Regions from separate parts of the Homo sapiens genome. Here region 2 is linked to region 1. A link is a loop called in an ENCODE intact Hi-C map of the cell type or tissue named here. Cell type or tissue: sigmoid colon. All regions are shown on one strand.

Region 1 (8,000 bases):
GTGAGAGGTAAGTTTATTTTTTGGTAAGAGAAAGGCAGTTATTAAAGGAGAAGGTAGAAAAAGCTTAGTTTACTAAAAGCACTTTCACAGGTTCTTAGGAGAGAGTTCATATGGAAGTTGAGGAATCTGAAATTGATTTCCTAAAAATTGATTTTCTTAAAATGATCTCTATTCTCATATCTTTTGAATAATATTTCCATATCTCAGTAGAATCCCAGCTTGAAGGGACATGAGGTACATCTGAACTGCTGTTCTCTGGGAATCACCACATACAGTACAGCTTTGAGATATTGATGCCATAATGCCCCCTTCTATTTTCCTGAACTTTCCAAGAAGTTTTTGCTAAAAGTTGTGGATGGGCTGAGCAATGTGATCAAAGAATTAAAAGAGGGTTTTCTGCCTTCTTTTAGGGGAGGGCAGCAGTAGCAGGAGGAAGGTTGAGTCCAGGAATTGCCAAAGGTGGTATGCCACAGAGCCCCTGTCAGCCTGTGTACAGGGAATGTGGTCAGGAGGCAGATGAGTGGCGGAGGCAGCAGACAACTGGATTGGAGTCCTGATTTCCAGAAATAGTAAGCAGAGGAATTTGTCAAGAGCCTGGAATTCCTGTAATTAAGCAGAATGGGGAGTTGACATTTTCCTAATGGATATTAGCAAATAAATGTGACCTCATTTTAAGCTCCCATTGGCCAAGGCCTGGACATTCCAGTTAAAGTTTTTGACCAAATTATATACGGCTAAGTTGATGTGGAATCATTCAGTTCCACAGTAAACCATTTATACAGACAAAGTGACTTATTTGCATATTTTTTCCTACTATGTTTTTTAATAACAAGGCCAGTTTTTGTGAATGTAACTATCTAGTCTAGCAAGTATAGTTGTCCTTGGAAAGCTTGAGAAAGTGCTTCTTATAGTATTTATTAAATGTCATTTTTAGTTTGAAAACCAACACAGATCTCCAGGAGCAATAATGTTTTATGTTATTAAAGTTGAGCCCCTATAGTCTTGCTTGATTTTAAAAGGATGGATGAATGACATTGAGGAGAGGAAGATAAGTTTTTTGTCTCTGTCCTCAGGGAATTAACTTCCAAGGAAGGGGGACCACCAGCACCTGAAGAGATATCTAGCTTTAAAAAAAAATCGTATAGATTTATCAAACTTTACAGGTGGGAATTGTAACAATATTGAAAAAATGTCAACTACTTAACAGCTGGTAAGAAAATTCTTAGGGAAAGTATTAAATGTTTAGAGAAAATACTTTGAGGAGATACTTGGAGTAGGATTGGCCTTATTACCTGCAAGGCTTTCATTTTTCCTTCCCTGGAGAAAGAATATGGTTCAGGGGGAAGAGATGGCTGGGTGTGATAGAGAGAGGAGCCAAGAGGCTCAACTCAGCCTAGTAGAATTAAATAGACCCTTAGATGCACTACAGCAAAGCAGGTGGAGAATGCATAGGGGGAGGTCTCTCAGGGTGTCAGTTGTGAGGTTACAATGTAAACCTCTCCTCTCTCCTCTTTGAAACCTTCAATAACTCCTTGAGCGAATTTTTTTTTTTTGAGGGGTCCTGACCGCAAAGGAGGGAGGAGGGACAATTGACATCTAAGGGCACTATATTCTTTCTTCCTCCTTCTGTTCCTTAAGTTATAGGAGGAAAGGATTAGCAACCTCTCCTTTCATTAATCAACAAAAAAGTCTTTAATTGTATTACGTGCTGCGGGCTTGCTGATGCATAAGATGGTGGTTGTGACTTACGTTTATCACCCATATGTATTGATTTTATAGGAAGGTGATATTGGACGGAAAGGCCAAACATGATCAGTCTTCTAAATTTTAATGTGAACGTGAGTGAAAGATAAGGTGCTTTGCTGGATTAAAAAGCAAAAAGGAAAAGAAGGGAAAAGCATATGAATGAGGAGAATTAAGTGCAACTCTCTTTTCCTTTTAGCTCTTAGTTTGTGCCAGTATGATGAGGTGGAAGGTAGATGTGGGGTTAGACAGTTCATAAAGAGGAAAGGAAGAAAAGTAATAAAAACAAAAAACCAGGGAAGGAGGAAGTGAACACAAGAAGAGTGAAGAGAGGCCAGGCATGGCTCATGCCTGTAATCCCAGCACTTTGGAAGGCTGAGGGTGGCAGATCACTTCAGCCCAGGAGTTTGAGACCAGTCTGGACAACACGGTGAGACCCCATCTCTACAAAAAATACAAGAAAAAAAATTTTGCTGGGTGTGGTGGCATGTGCCTGTAAGTTCCAGCTAGTCAGGAGGCTGAGGTGGGAGGATCACCTAAGCCTGGTAGATGGAGGCTGCTATGAGCCAAGATCATGCCACTCCAGCCTGAGTGACAGAGTGAGTACTGTCACACACACACGAAAGAATAGTGAAAAGAGTTACTATGGCATTCGGAAATAAAGAATCTTTGCTGTTCTGGTCAGTGCCATGGGCTTATGAAGTAAGTGTACAAGACCCTTTCATTGTAGTTCAATAAGAGCAACAAAGTCCTCACTTGGGGAACCTGGTCCTTGCTTCCTGCCTCCATGGGGTATGTGAGAACCCATTCAATTCTAACTCTCAGCTATTCAGCCAGAATCCCCGGCACTATGTTTATTAAGCTTACCAGGATAACCACTTTCTACACACAGCCTAGCAAAGAGAATTACTTTTAACGAAACAACAACAACAATAACAATTTTCAATGCTGTTATATCCCTATTCCATTCTGTGGGCACAAACCTCTGCTTATTCATAATCACTTCATATACAACACATTAAAAGCATCTTTTGTCTTAATTATGTGGGGCTAACATTTAGGGAGCATTCACCATAAACTCTGTTAGTCAGTGCTGAAGCTTCCTAGTAACATTGTTGACATTTGGTCTTGCCTTACTTTTTTTTTGGAGCTGGTAGGTTTCTGTTAAAAAAAACTTTTTTTTTTTGACCTCTTGGGGACTGAACTGTCTAGAGAGGCTCTGGATAAAAAAAGCAGCCTAATTGCAAAATCTTTCCTTTGGCAGTGAAAAGATTGGGAATGAGAGTCAGTGAGCACCAGCCAGTAGATGGCAACACTAAAGCAAGACACAGCTTCTTGGCTGTGGCTTCTTTTCCATCCTGGGACAACCCGTGCAGCTCAGCTTCTTTGGACAGTGGGAAGTTGAGCAGTATGATGTTTATAAAAATGACAATTTTTACTGTTTAAGGTTGGGGCATTAATGACTGCTCTTGTAGAGACAGGTATTCAGGCAAGAATTGGTTCAAGAAATGAGTCAGAAACTCTTCTGTCATTTCCAGTGAGTTTTAACCAAGACATTCCAAATGCCTTCCTCATCTGGTGACTGTGCAGTGAGCTTCTCCTGACTCAGAACCATCCACGCATGACTGTAACTGCTGCTGCTGCTTTGTTCCTGAGGCATTTTCTGTTTGTTCTGAGACTCATGCTCCCTCCCCAAATTTTCAGACAAGAGGGCTTACCTTGCTTGGAGTGTTTAGAAGGATGAATGGAGAGTATTAACATTTTTGTGAGGGAAAAGGGAGTTTCGTGCTCCTTGAGTTTGTAATGAAAGTACATACCTCTCCCCAAATGTCCATGAACACAAATAAAATTTTCTTTAATAATTTGGGAGGTTCATGGGACTCCCCATGAGTCCATGGGCCCGCAAGATAAAAATCCCTGTTTGGGAAAAGCTCTTGATGAAGTCCAAATAGGCTATTCAGGAGATACAGTAAGTCTTAAAGGTCAGTACTGTCCCAGGCGGATAAATAACTGCTGGATGTTTTCACCCGGATATCCTGTAGGCAACTCAGCACTTTCCTTTGCCAGACTTGCTCCACTTGGCATCCTTAATTCTTTCTTAGTATGACTCTTGTCCCAGTCGCCTTCTCTTCAGACTTTGGAGTCATGTTTGATTCTTCTGTTTTAGTCACTGCTGAATTTTCACAGCACTCTCATATTCGTCCCATTTTCATAGTCAGTTCTTTCTTCACTTTGGGCTATTAGATAAGCCTGGATTAGAAATCTCATCTCCTGCTTGGTCTCTCACCTTCTGTTTCTTTCTATTCCAGGCCTTCCTTCTTACCTTTGCTAGGGAATTCTTTGAAAACCCTGAGCTGGTTGTGTCTCGTTGGCTCTGCCTCTTGCTCCCTCTTTTTAAAAAGTCCTGATTAAGTAGCTCCCCAGAGTCTGCTGGAAGAAGTCCAGTTCTGACAATCAGGTTCAGCCTTTTCTTTTTTCTCTTCCGGCATTTCCTTGCTTTACCTCAGTTTTACGCAAAATGGAATACTTGGCTGGCCATGTATTTTCTTGCCTTTGCTCCGAGTTTTCTTTGTCTGGAATCCTTCTAGACTAGGGGTTCTTCACATTTTTGGTATGATAAAAGATGAGATTTCATTGGCAGCCTGCAAAGCATACACTTTCTCACAATGTTTTTAATGTATAAAATGATACACGAAATTACAAAGAAACCAATTATATTGAAATACAGTTATAAAAATCTTTAAAAATCTGCTATGTTGTATGCATTCTTCTTTATTAATACATTTAATAACATGATATGGCATTGGTCCTAATAATTATCGTGGCAATTTATGGCCTACATCTGTAATGGAAGGAAATGCTAAATTTCAGTTAGACATTAGGGAAAATAAAGATGTATTTTTTTCCTATCCACATTCACAGACCCCAGGCTAAGGATCTTAAATCTAGATTATTGATTCTCCAATAAAGTATGAATCAGAATCACTGGGATGCTAAACAAAGCATGCTAAGCCTCATTTCTGATTCAGCAGGTCAAGGGTAAGACCCTGGCTTTTGTATTTCTAAGTGTTGCTGATGCTGCAGGACCAGGGATTGCAGTTTGAAAACCTCCAATCTGCCAGGCGCAGTGGCACACACCTGTAATCCCAGCACTTTGGGAGGCTGAGGTGGGCAGAACTCCTGAGGTCAGGAGTTCGAGACCAGCCTGCCCAACATGGTGAAACCACTAAAATGCAACTACTAAAAATACAAAAAATTAGCCGGGTGTGGTGGCAGGTGCCTGTAATCCCAGCTACTCGGGAGGCTGAAGCAGGAGAATCATTTGAACCCAGGAGGCAGAGGTTGCAGAGCCGAGATCACACCACTGCACTCCAGCCTGGGTGACAAGAGCAAGACTCCATCTCAAAAAAAAAAAAAAAAAAAAAAAAAAAGAGAAAGAAAACCTCTGATCTAGGATAGATCATCACCTCTTGCCATCTTTACCTGCCAAAACCCTATGCCTCCTAAAAGACCCAGGGAAAGGCCACCTTTTGTATTAAGTTTTCCCCTATATCCCCTATTGGAAGTAATTTCTTCTCCTTCAAGGACCCTGTCCCAATTGTTCATCCCACTCTCATGGCATTTAACTTTCTGCCTTGTTCGCTGGAGTAAGATGTGTCTATTCTCGACTTGGACTTGAGCCTTCTAAACTATTTGTACTACTGGAAATGCTATGATATTTCAGACCTCCATGAAGGAATAAATGTCTTCTCTCACTCATTAGACTGTGAGCTTTTCTAGGGTATGAAACATGTCTTACAATTTGTGGGAGAGAAGAGGGACTAAGGAAGGGAAGAAGGAAAATTTCAATAGAGAACTCCTCATTAGGGAAATTTATCTAGAAGCACAGAAATTAGTCATGAAAGAGAACACCTCATTTATTCACATAATACCCTTCCTGGGTGCTACGGGCTGAAATGTCCTTTATCCAGATTAAAAAACAACAAAGTAGGTTACACAGTGGACCTTCCAGCAAGTTTTCAAAAGATTTCCATTGGCCCATGGTCATCGCACAGTATATGGCCTCATCCAGGTCCCTGGTAAGAATGTTTTATGGGTCAGAGCCCTGGGAGTGCATATGGATTTTCTGCAAAGGCTTTGATGCAGTACTTTGGAGTTATTTTTAAAGACAGGATAAGCCCACTGGGGCCTTTGTATGGCACAGCTTATCTATACCTGATCAGACCTCCTAACTAGTGAATATCAATCGTTTGGAGTCAACCTGGGAGGAGACAGAGAACTAAGTAAGCGTTGAGCTGCAGGATTATGATTTCATCCCTGTACTGTTTCATTCACTTGATTTTTTTCTTCCTTCTCCCCCTTCCCTTTTTTTTTCTTCTCTTCGTCTCTCCCTTTCTTCCCCTTTCTGTCCCTTTTCCCCTCCTTTCCTTTTTTTAATCCAATGACTAGGTTAGCAATTATGCTGAAGGTTGGTCTATAGGGGCCTGTAGGTTTCCTTCCAGATAGAAAATTCTGAGACTCTACAAACAGATCCACAGTAAGGTGTTCTCCCTTGCCAGGTAGCAATTTTATCTGTGGTATTGTTGCTTCCCATACTTTAAATCTTGTTTATCTGACAGAGACTATGCCTTTGTGAAGTGGAAGCATGCTCTGAGATTTCCATTCAGGTCTTCTGTCTCTATCTTGCTGTACTTGTATGAATTGTGTGATCTGAGTTACTCTGTCAAGTTTAGATCGTGAATATAGAGGCAAAAATAGCAATTATTAACAGTGATGATAAACATTTGGATGTAGTGCTTTTCATTTCTAAATGGCTTTGAAGAGACCAAATACATCTGTTAGTATTAGTCATTCTGCCTGTGGGATTCCTTATCTTGGGTCAGAGGGTTTTGCTTGGACTCTGTTCTAGCTGTGTAGAAAGACTCATTTTGGTAGCTATTGAATTTTTCCCCCTATGAGGCATATTCTAAACTTTTAGTCATTTCTCATGGGTTACATATGTTCTCTTGGTGCTAGCTGTGCATGTTTCTATTCTCATACATGCATTTAAAGTGAATTTATCCTGGTACTGTGGCTAGATAAGAAACTACTGTTACTGAATTCTTTCCTAGGAGGGAGAAATGGAATTTTCTCTGGAGGTTCAGAGTAGATCTTCAAATAAAACTCTGATCTTCACAGTGGTACCCTATGGGGTAATTCAGCTGATACGTTGAATGCCTTTTTCCCTAAGGCGGTGGGCTAACAATGGTAGCTACCGTTTCTCCTGGGCTAGTCTAGATGCAAACGTTCAGGTGAAGGTTGTCCCATGCACATACCTCTCTCTCCCTTGTCACTTTCTGGGTTTTCTAGATGGATTTGCATATAGTTCTGTGTGTATGAGTAAGCTGTAAGGAACAGGTACTGGGTCTTTTGTCTTTTTACACTTAGTGTTGGTATGTAAGTGGTGCTCAAAAATTGTTGCGCTGAAATCCTCTTTATTCTAATCTCAAACCAAACCATATCCCCTTTATTATCATCTTCAACCACAAACAAAAACATTGTTTTCCATGTATAGATTCAAACTAAAATCATATTAAATTGATTAGGGAGCACATTTTGACTTAGTACATGGCTTCGAGATCTAAGGATTTATTTTTAATAAATACCGCTGCTTGCATGTGGAGCCCGGCTCCTTCCCCAGGCTCCTCGCATGCGTTCTTCCCTGGCTCTGTTTGGGTCCCAGGAGCAGCCCATGCTGTTCCCTGTGTCTTGCATGCTTTTCTTCACCCTCTATCTTATGTCACCCTTTATCCCTGCATCCCTCAGGCCTCATCTCAGTCATCACTTCCTCGGGCACCCTAGCCCTGTTTCTGCCCAGCCCTGCTCAGTCTCCTTTAGCGAAGGGCTCTTCGGTTCCTTTCCTTCGGAGCCCTGATCACCATTGTAAGTGGTTGACCATTTACTTCTGAGTAACTCCCTTCCTTTCTGTTCTATAAACTTCCTGAGGCCAAGGGCTAAGCCCGTTTCTGCTGACCTTTGCATTTCCAGCCTTTGCACAGTGGCTGGGGCATAACAAACACCAGTGGCCGTGCCAAGGAATGCTCAGGGTTGGAGTACCCCATAATTTCTATCATTCCACACAAAATAGTTCTATTCTTGGATATGAACTATTGCCATTTTCCCACTCTCTTGTAAAATGTGAACGTTAACTCCACAAGGGCAGGCCTTGTCTGTCACTATGTATCTTGAGCATTTAGATGAGTGCTACCTAGCAGGTG
Region 2 (8,000 bases), 510 kb after region 1:
GTATCTTAATGCATAAGAAATTATGAGACAGCACAAATAAAAACCAATCTTTTATGCAGAAAGTTTCAATTAAAGTGAAATTCATATTTTAAATTACCAAATTATAACTGGAAAAGTTTGTAATGTTTTCAAAATGGCCTTCGCTAAACTACCTTTATCTAGCCTGGAGGCTAGAGATGGAACTTAACTATCCACTTAAATTATATCTATGTATTTGTGCAAAGTTAAAACTTTAAATCTAATAAATTATTTGAATCAATTAAAACAAAGTCATTATTATTTGGAAAACTAAATCTTGGCCATGATGAATATCTTAATTATTTTGACATATGAAATATGCAGTGTAATTTTTATGTGGGGTTACATTTGGAATTTTCCTACATTTCATATTTAGTAAATGGATTTATTATAAGAACAGTGATTTTTTTTAAAGAATGAATTTAATAAGTAACTTTTGAAATTTTGATTTACAGATCATTATTGCCATCTGCTGGTTACATAGTTTAATTGCATTTTTTAAAATTCCCAATTGTTTTACTAAAAGACAAAGGAAAAAACTGAGGCAAGTTTTAGATATCCATAACCGGATTAGAGATCTCTATGTAAGACAGATAATTTGCAGCCAGGTGCAGTGGCTCATACCTGTAATCCCAATACTTTGGGAGGCAGAGGCGGCAGGAGTGCTTGAGTCTAGGAGTTTTAGACCAGCCTGGGCAACATAGTGATACCCCATCTCTACAGAAATAAACAAATTAGCTGTGTGTGGTGGCCTGCACCTGTAGTCCTTGCTACTCAGGAGGCTGAGGCAGGAGGATCCCTTGAGCCCAGGAGTTCAAGGTTTCAGTGAGCACCATCACACTTTAGCCTGTGTGACAGTGAGACCCTATCTTGAGGAAAAAAAAAAAGCTAAATCATATGCAGCCAACAGACACATGAAAAAATGCTCATCATCCCTGGCCATTAGAGAAATGCAAATCAAAACCACAATGAGATACCATCTCACACCAGTTAGAATGGCAATCATTAAAAAGTCAGGGAACAAAAGGTGCTGGAGAGGATGTGGAGAAATAGGAACACTTTTACACTGTTGGTGGGACTGTAAACTAGTTCAACCATTGTGGAAGACAGTGTGGCGATTCCTCAGGGATCTAGAAGTAGAAATACCATTTGACCCAGCCATCCCATTACTGGGTATATACCCAAAGGATTATAAATCATGCTGCTGTAAAGACACATGCACACGTATGTTTATTGCGGCACTATTCACGATAGCAAAGACTTGGAACCAACCCAATGTCCAACAATGATAGACTGGATTAAGAAAATGTGGCACATATCCACCATGGAATACTCTGCAGCCATAAAAAATGATGAGTTCATGTCCTTTGTAGGGACATGGATGAAGCTGGAAACCAGCATTCTCAGCAAACTATCGCAAGGACAAAAAATCAAACACCGCATGTTCTCACTCACAGGTGGGAATTGAACAATGAGAACACTTGGACACAGGAAGGGGAACATTACACACTGGGGCCTGTCGTGGGGTGGAGGGAGTGGGGAGGGATAGCATTGGGAGATATACCTAATGTAAATGATGAGTTAATGGGTGCAGCACACCAACATGGCACATGTATACATATGTAACAAACCTGCACGTTGTGCACGTGTACCCTAGAACTTAAAGTATAATAAAAACATATATATAAAAAAGCTAAATCATGAGACATCTCTGTTTCAAAGATGATAAGATAATGCAAGAATATATTGCATCTTATCTAATTATAATGTGCTATTTTAATTGTCAATTAATCATAGATTAAATTATCAACGTAACTGCTTTAAGTTATTAGTCATTATAGTGATTAGTTAGTATACAGCTAAAATGTGACTCAAATAACCATTCAAAATAATGAGGTCAAAATAAGTGACCACTGTTACAGAAGCTGTAAAAACATGAAAACATCCATGATTCTATTCAACTGCACATAAAACTAAGTGTCATGATTTCCCTCTTATACACAAATCTACTCCTCTCCTTAGTAGGAGTAGATACATAATGATTTAGGCAACTATCTCTCAGTTAACTAATGAACCTAAAACATGTATTACTGTTTAATAATTACTAACATATCACTTGATGACAAAGAAACCAAGTGAGCAAAATATTAATTGGAAGTGTTGGCAAAAATAGCAACAACTTTTGCACCAACCTAAAAATCCTCACTACTGCACTATAGGATGGCCGGTCTAGAACATAATAAAGGAACATTTGTTTAAGCATGTGCTGTGTTTTTGATGCTTTACAAGCATTAATTCATTCAATCATACCATCAGTAAGACAAATATAACTGTCTTCATTTTTCAGATGAGGAAATTAATCCTAGAGTGGCTAAATTACTAGCTCAAGGTCATACATTGGTAATCTTCCTATATGAGTCCCCTGTGTAAAAGATTTAGAGCAGCACATGGCACACAGTTAATTTTATGTGTTTACTAAACATATGAATCATAAAATATATCCTGCTTCTTTTTTCCTTTAACATTATATCATGACTATTTTCCTATATCATTAAATATCCATGCAAAATGACTTTAGTGGCTGTAATGCTTCACTATATGAATGTTTCATAACTTAGTGTTTGATACTGAGGCCACTTCTATTTTTTAACGATATAAATAATAGCACAATGAACATTCTTATAAAAAGATTAATTTTTTAAATGATAAAAATGACCAGATTTGTACTTTCAAGGGCTAGACCATGGGTAAGAGCATTTTGTATCCCATCAGGACACCAAGTGATGCAAAAGGCAATTGGAAACTCCAGAAAAACCAAACTGACCAAAAAGAAAAACAATCACTCCACTTCACTTATTGTTCCAAAACACATTAAAACAGTCATATTTTAAAATAAGGTGCTTTGAGTTTGCCTAGCCATTCAAGAATATATTCTTCTTAACCACCGTAAATACTTTGTATTTTAAATGCAGTATTGGATAGATAGAATTTATTAGCTGTTAAAACTTGGGCAAATAACTACATCCTGATGCTTGATTTTAAAATTTGCATACAGTCATTGCATGATTAAGTGAGAAAACATTTTGAGCACCAAACACAATGCCAGGAATGCAGAAATGCTGCTTGAAAAAAATCTCCCAAAACAAAAAATGAGCAGTAGTAGCACTTACTGAATTTAACTGAGTGAGAAGATAAATAGTACTGTCAGTTAAGTGCTCTAGACCTTCAGAAAAAGCATAATTAATATGGGCTGGAGAAATGGGCTGGGGCTTGGAAGGTGACAGCATTCAGATGGGCAGGGAGAAAAGGATGCAAAAGCCAAGGGATGGCTTTTCCACATGAATAAAGGAATTCAGCAGTTATGATGTCTCAGGTTGTGGACTTTACCTGAAATGACTGAGATGGAAGATTTTGTGCCCGAGGAAGTGGGAAATTAAAGTTGAAAAGGTATATTGGGCAAATATTGAAGGCATTGGTGAGCAAGCCTAGGACTTGATTTGTGGGCCACGAACATTTTTGTGCTGTGTTGCATCAGGAAAAATTAACCTGGCCACAATGAGCCAGGCTTTAGATTGGTCAGTTAGGGTATGGGAGTTCAATGTGATCCATCATCAAACAGATGGGAAGTGAAGCGGTGTGGGCTCCAGCATGTGGCCCGTGACAGAGGACATGGAAAATGTCAGTGGCCCCAGTGCATCTGTGCCAGCCGCTTTGGCCTCTTGTAGGGCTGTGCGGTGACTGGGAGCTAAGCGCTCCCCTCTTAGTTGGTCCTGGCTGGTGCTGAAAGCGCTTGAGCACACCGCTCCTAGGGCTGATGACTTCTGAGGAACCTTATTGGAAAAGCATTTTGCTCTAAGATTCAGTAAACGCTGTCCCGTGCCAAGGAAGTGGCGTCAACCTGAGGCTCTGGGATCAGACCCACCGGACTCACGCCGGCTCTGCCACTTGTTGCCCGCAGTCTCGGCCCGTTCCCTCTGCGTTGGCAACGGGCACTGACTGTCCGATACCTCAGCGATCGTAGGGGAGTAGAGACGTTCCTAATGCCGGGCGCACCGCCGGCGGGCCGGCGGTTCCGTTGGCTTCCCTGACACACTTCCTACAGTCATTTCTTTCAGCTGAGATCTTTCCCTTTAATACCTCGTTAATTAACGTGTAATCTTTTGGTTAAAATGTCACAGCTAAGACTAAACCCGAAGAAAAGAATGAAACCACGGGAAGTTCTTCAGACAGTCGCCGCAAGGTTATGGGCCGAAGTGGTGCAGGGGCGGCGCCCGGGGAAGCGACTGGCAGAGCTGTGCGCACTGGGGGTGCTGCAGGCGCTGGGGAGAGTGTGGAGAGGCTGCGTGGAGCTGCGCGCTCGGGGTGGGGGCTGCACTCCCAATGAAGCGCGTGAAGGGCAAGCGGTGATGGGTTCTGCGCCAGTGGGGCTGGGAGCCCGTCCGGGGCTGTACATGGGGCTGCGCGCAAGGTGAGGACTGCGCATGTGGGCTTGGGGCCTGCGCGCACCGGAGGCTGCAGGCGCTGGGGAGGGTGTGGGGGGCTGTGCGTGGGGCTGCCCTCACCGGAAGCTGCACGCTCTGGGAAGCGCAGAGGCGGGGGTGCTGCTCGCGCTGGGGAGCACGTGAGGGGACACTCAGGGACTGCCCGCGCGAATGGCTTCCAACGCATGCGCCCCACCCCACATTTCACAGTCGCCATGACGACCGGGAGGTCCGCAACGGCTGCGGGGACAAGTCCGTTGAGGCTGCCAGGCGAGTCAGGTCTCTCTGGACCTCGCCTGACTCGGCTGGGCTGTGCCTGAAATTGACCCAGCTCCACCATACTCCTTGATTATGAGAAAACAAGGAGTAAGCTCAAAGCGGCTGCAATCTTCCGGCCGCAGCCAGTCTAAGGGGCGGCGCGGGGCCTCCCTCGCCCGGGAGCCGGAGGTAGAGGAGGAGATGGAAAAGTCGGCCCTAGGCGGCGGGAAACTGCCAAGGGGCTCCTGGAGGTCCTCCCCGGGGAGGATCCAAAGTCTGAAAGAGCGAAAAGGCTTGGAGCTAGAGGTGGTGGCCAAGACCTTTCTTCTCGGCCCCTTCCAGTTCGTCCGTAATTCCCTGGCGCAGCTCCGGGAAAAGGTGCAGGAACTGCAGGCGCGGCGGTTCTCCAGCAGAACCACTCTCGGCATCGGTGAGGAGAGGGCAGGAGAGCCCTAGGAGGGAGCCGCATGGCGCTTTTCTTGAGTCTTGAAGGAGATCAGTTTAACAAGCAAGGGTTTGTGGGTGCCTAGTAGGAAATAATAGCAAGGTCCGAGTAGAAAGAAGTTGGCCAAAGATCTTGTCATTGAACCAGGGGAGAGAGAGAGATAGGGAGTATATTGGTTTGAAGGGCTGTCAGATCGCAGAGAGTGTTTTAAGGTCTAGGAGTTTTAAAGGCTGAGGGGAAGGATCAAGAGAAGATGATGAGATTAAGATTCCAAGAGAGGAAATAATTAGTGGAGCAAGTCTTGCAATATTTGGGAGGGGTAGAATTAAAGGTACAAATTTGAGAAGCTAACTGTGGAAAAGAGGAGAGAGAATTCCTTTTCTGAGATGGCAGGGAGTAGAAAAGTGAGGATTACTATATGGAGAAATGTTAAAGTGGAAATAAAAGAAGTTGGGAGTGTTGGTGTCTAATGGTCTTTGTTTCAGTGAAGTATGAGGCTGGGTCACCTTCAGAGGTGAGATTGATAGGATGCCGTGGTCCAGGGGACATTCTTCTGTCACAGCTTGGAAAGGGCATGTGATAAGCCCTTCAAGCATTTAGAATACTGGCATCGTTACACCATATCATTTTTTTTCAGATGTGGTATGTGGGTTAAGGGAGGGAGTGAGAGACACAGAAAGATTTTGAGCATCTTTGGAAAGCTGGATGAATTTGGTAGTATATTTGACCTTTTCCTTATATATCATCTGAAGAGTTTTTGCCAGTGTATATAATTGTTGGGAGAATTAGAAATAGGATACAAATATAGTTGAACAGGATAGTCTCTGTATATTTTAAAATTAATGAAGCCTAATAAACAGTTAATGAGCATCTTTACAACCATTTAAAGTTTTCAACCTTTTAAAAATTATAGCAACCGTGCTTGCATACAGTCCAAAAATGCACCATGGGCCATACTTTGCCTATCCTGGTATAAAACAAGTAAATCTTCCGAGAAGTATTTAAGATAAGCCCAGGACAGTTAGTAATATAGGAAAAGATCTGGATAAGCATGGTTGAGAATTTCAACACTGCAATTTTTTAATTTTTAAAAATTTAATTTCTTCAATAATTATTGAATTAATTTGCATTTATGTTGTTAGCCAAGTGAAGTAATTTTTGAGTTTTTAAGAGGCTATTATTGGTGGTTTATAAGATGACTTGCCAAGTATATTTAGGATAACCATAAGAAATACCATTATAAAATCTCAGAAGGGAGGTGGGACTTCTGGAATAGCCAAGGAAATGCACTCCTCCATGACGACAATGAAAATACTTGGAAAATTATCAAAATCATTTTCTTCAAAACTTTGGAAATTAACCAAAGGTTTACAACAATCTAAAGGACATTAATTCAAGAAAAGATGCTGAACCTCTATAAGAAAAGCAAAGTTTGTGGTGTTTTAACTTGTTCTATTACCCACTCTTCTCTCTCCAGAGGAATTGAAAACAAGCAGTTCCCCAACCAAACGGGCACAGGCTGCGTTTGCAGCTCCTGTAAAAGCTCCATACCCAGAGCAGTGTCTCCTAGCTCCCAGGTGAAGTCTTATGTATACATGGGGCGTTGGCACAGGTGACTCCAGACTAGTCTCCTAGGCCATCTAGTAGCTCCTAGGTCTGGGCTCTTGGAAAGAGCTTGCAATTCATCAAGGGTTGAGCTGCACATTGGGGCTTTTAGATGTGCTGCTGAGGAAGTGATTGCCTGCATTTAATCATCTTCTGATGAATGCTAGAGAAACTGATCTAGAGTGGTTCGTCTTGGTTAGAACTACCTGAAGCATACTGTATATACTTACTTCTTTTAAAAATTTCATATAAAGGAATAGAAAATAATACTGAAAAAAATCAAAAAAGGTCACAATCATCCATAATTCCATCACTCTTACCAATTACCTGAAGTAAAAAAACCCTCTCAAGTTTCTCCCTTTGCTTGTCAAGCCCTGCTGCAGAGAGGTAAGCTCTGTTCAGAATTTGCTTTGTGTCCTGGATTTTTTCCTATGCTCTTAGAGACAGGATTAGCTGGCCGTCTTGCTTTGTGTGCTATCTTTCTAGACATGTAAAATAATACATTTGAAATACTTGTTTTAATGGTATTTTATAATAAAGCAGCTATTAATGACTTTCCTTTTTTTCTTTATTCCAGCTGTCTTTGTGGCAATTTTACATTGGTAAGATTTAGTTTCAGTTTGAAATATTTAAAAACATTTGAATTAAAAATTGCCATCACTCTTTGCATACAGTAAAACAATAACTTCTGGCTATATTTGTAGAACATCTTTATGTGCACCAATTTATACATGTATTTTGCTTTTTTACAAACCTCATATGTGAAACAGCATTTACAAAATAGATGCATTAGGGGAATAGTCACTTATGAATTAAAATATTTTTGCTTTACCAAATAATTCACCACACGTTTCTTTAAATATCTAGCTTTTCTAGTGTATTTTGTATGTGTAGTTCATTTAAAACCTTCCTTTATTTTATGGTAATTATATGTTGCTAGTGAAATAACTTTTTTTTTTTTTTTGAGACAGAGTCTTGCTCTGTCTCCCAGGCTAGAGTGCAGTGGCGTGATCTTGACTCACTGCAACCTCTGCCTCCCAGGCACCAGTGATCCTCATGCCTCAGCCTTCCAAGTAGCTGGGATTACAGGTGTGCACCATCACACCCAGCCAATTTGTTGTATTTTTGGTGGAGACGAGGTTTCACCATGTTGGCCAGACTGGTGTCAAGCTCCTGGCCTCAAATGATCCACC

Evidence for each region. Hi-C counts contacts between places; a loop is a spot of excess contacts. Peaks named below come from ENCODE experiments on the same cell type or tissue, not always from the same donor. Only the 100,000 strongest peaks of a DNase experiment are listed, where the experiment ranks them.
Region 2: it touches region 1 in a loop (8-fold over the local background); 2 of 110 quality-filtered maps call a loop at or near these places.

Annotation. Positions count from the first base shown.
Region 1 is chr12:64,176,929-64,184,928 of GRCh38, reverse strand. No RefSeq gene overlaps it. Among named protein-coding and RNA genes, the nearest start is that of KICS2, 41 kb to the left of the region's middle. RefSeq lists an enhancer at 2,577-3,776. In sigmoid colon, a CTCF peak has its summit at 3,030 (motif pointing right); a DNase peak (open chromatin) is centred at 3,068; H3K27ac peaks cover 435 bases.
Region 2 is chr12:63,665,244-63,673,243 of GRCh38, reverse strand. It overlaps DPY19L2 (dpy-19 like 2), which reads left to right and starts at 4,751. Exons shown (of 22, transcript NM_173812.5): 1 at 4,751-5,187; 2 at 7,385-7,409. The coding sequence starts at 4,851. RefSeq lists enhancers at 3,344-3,843, 3,844-4,345, 4,795-4,854. In sigmoid colon, CTCF peaks have their summits at 271 and 470 (motif pointing left); DNase peaks (open chromatin) are centred at 4,653 and 5,043; H3K4me3 peaks cover 2,200 bases.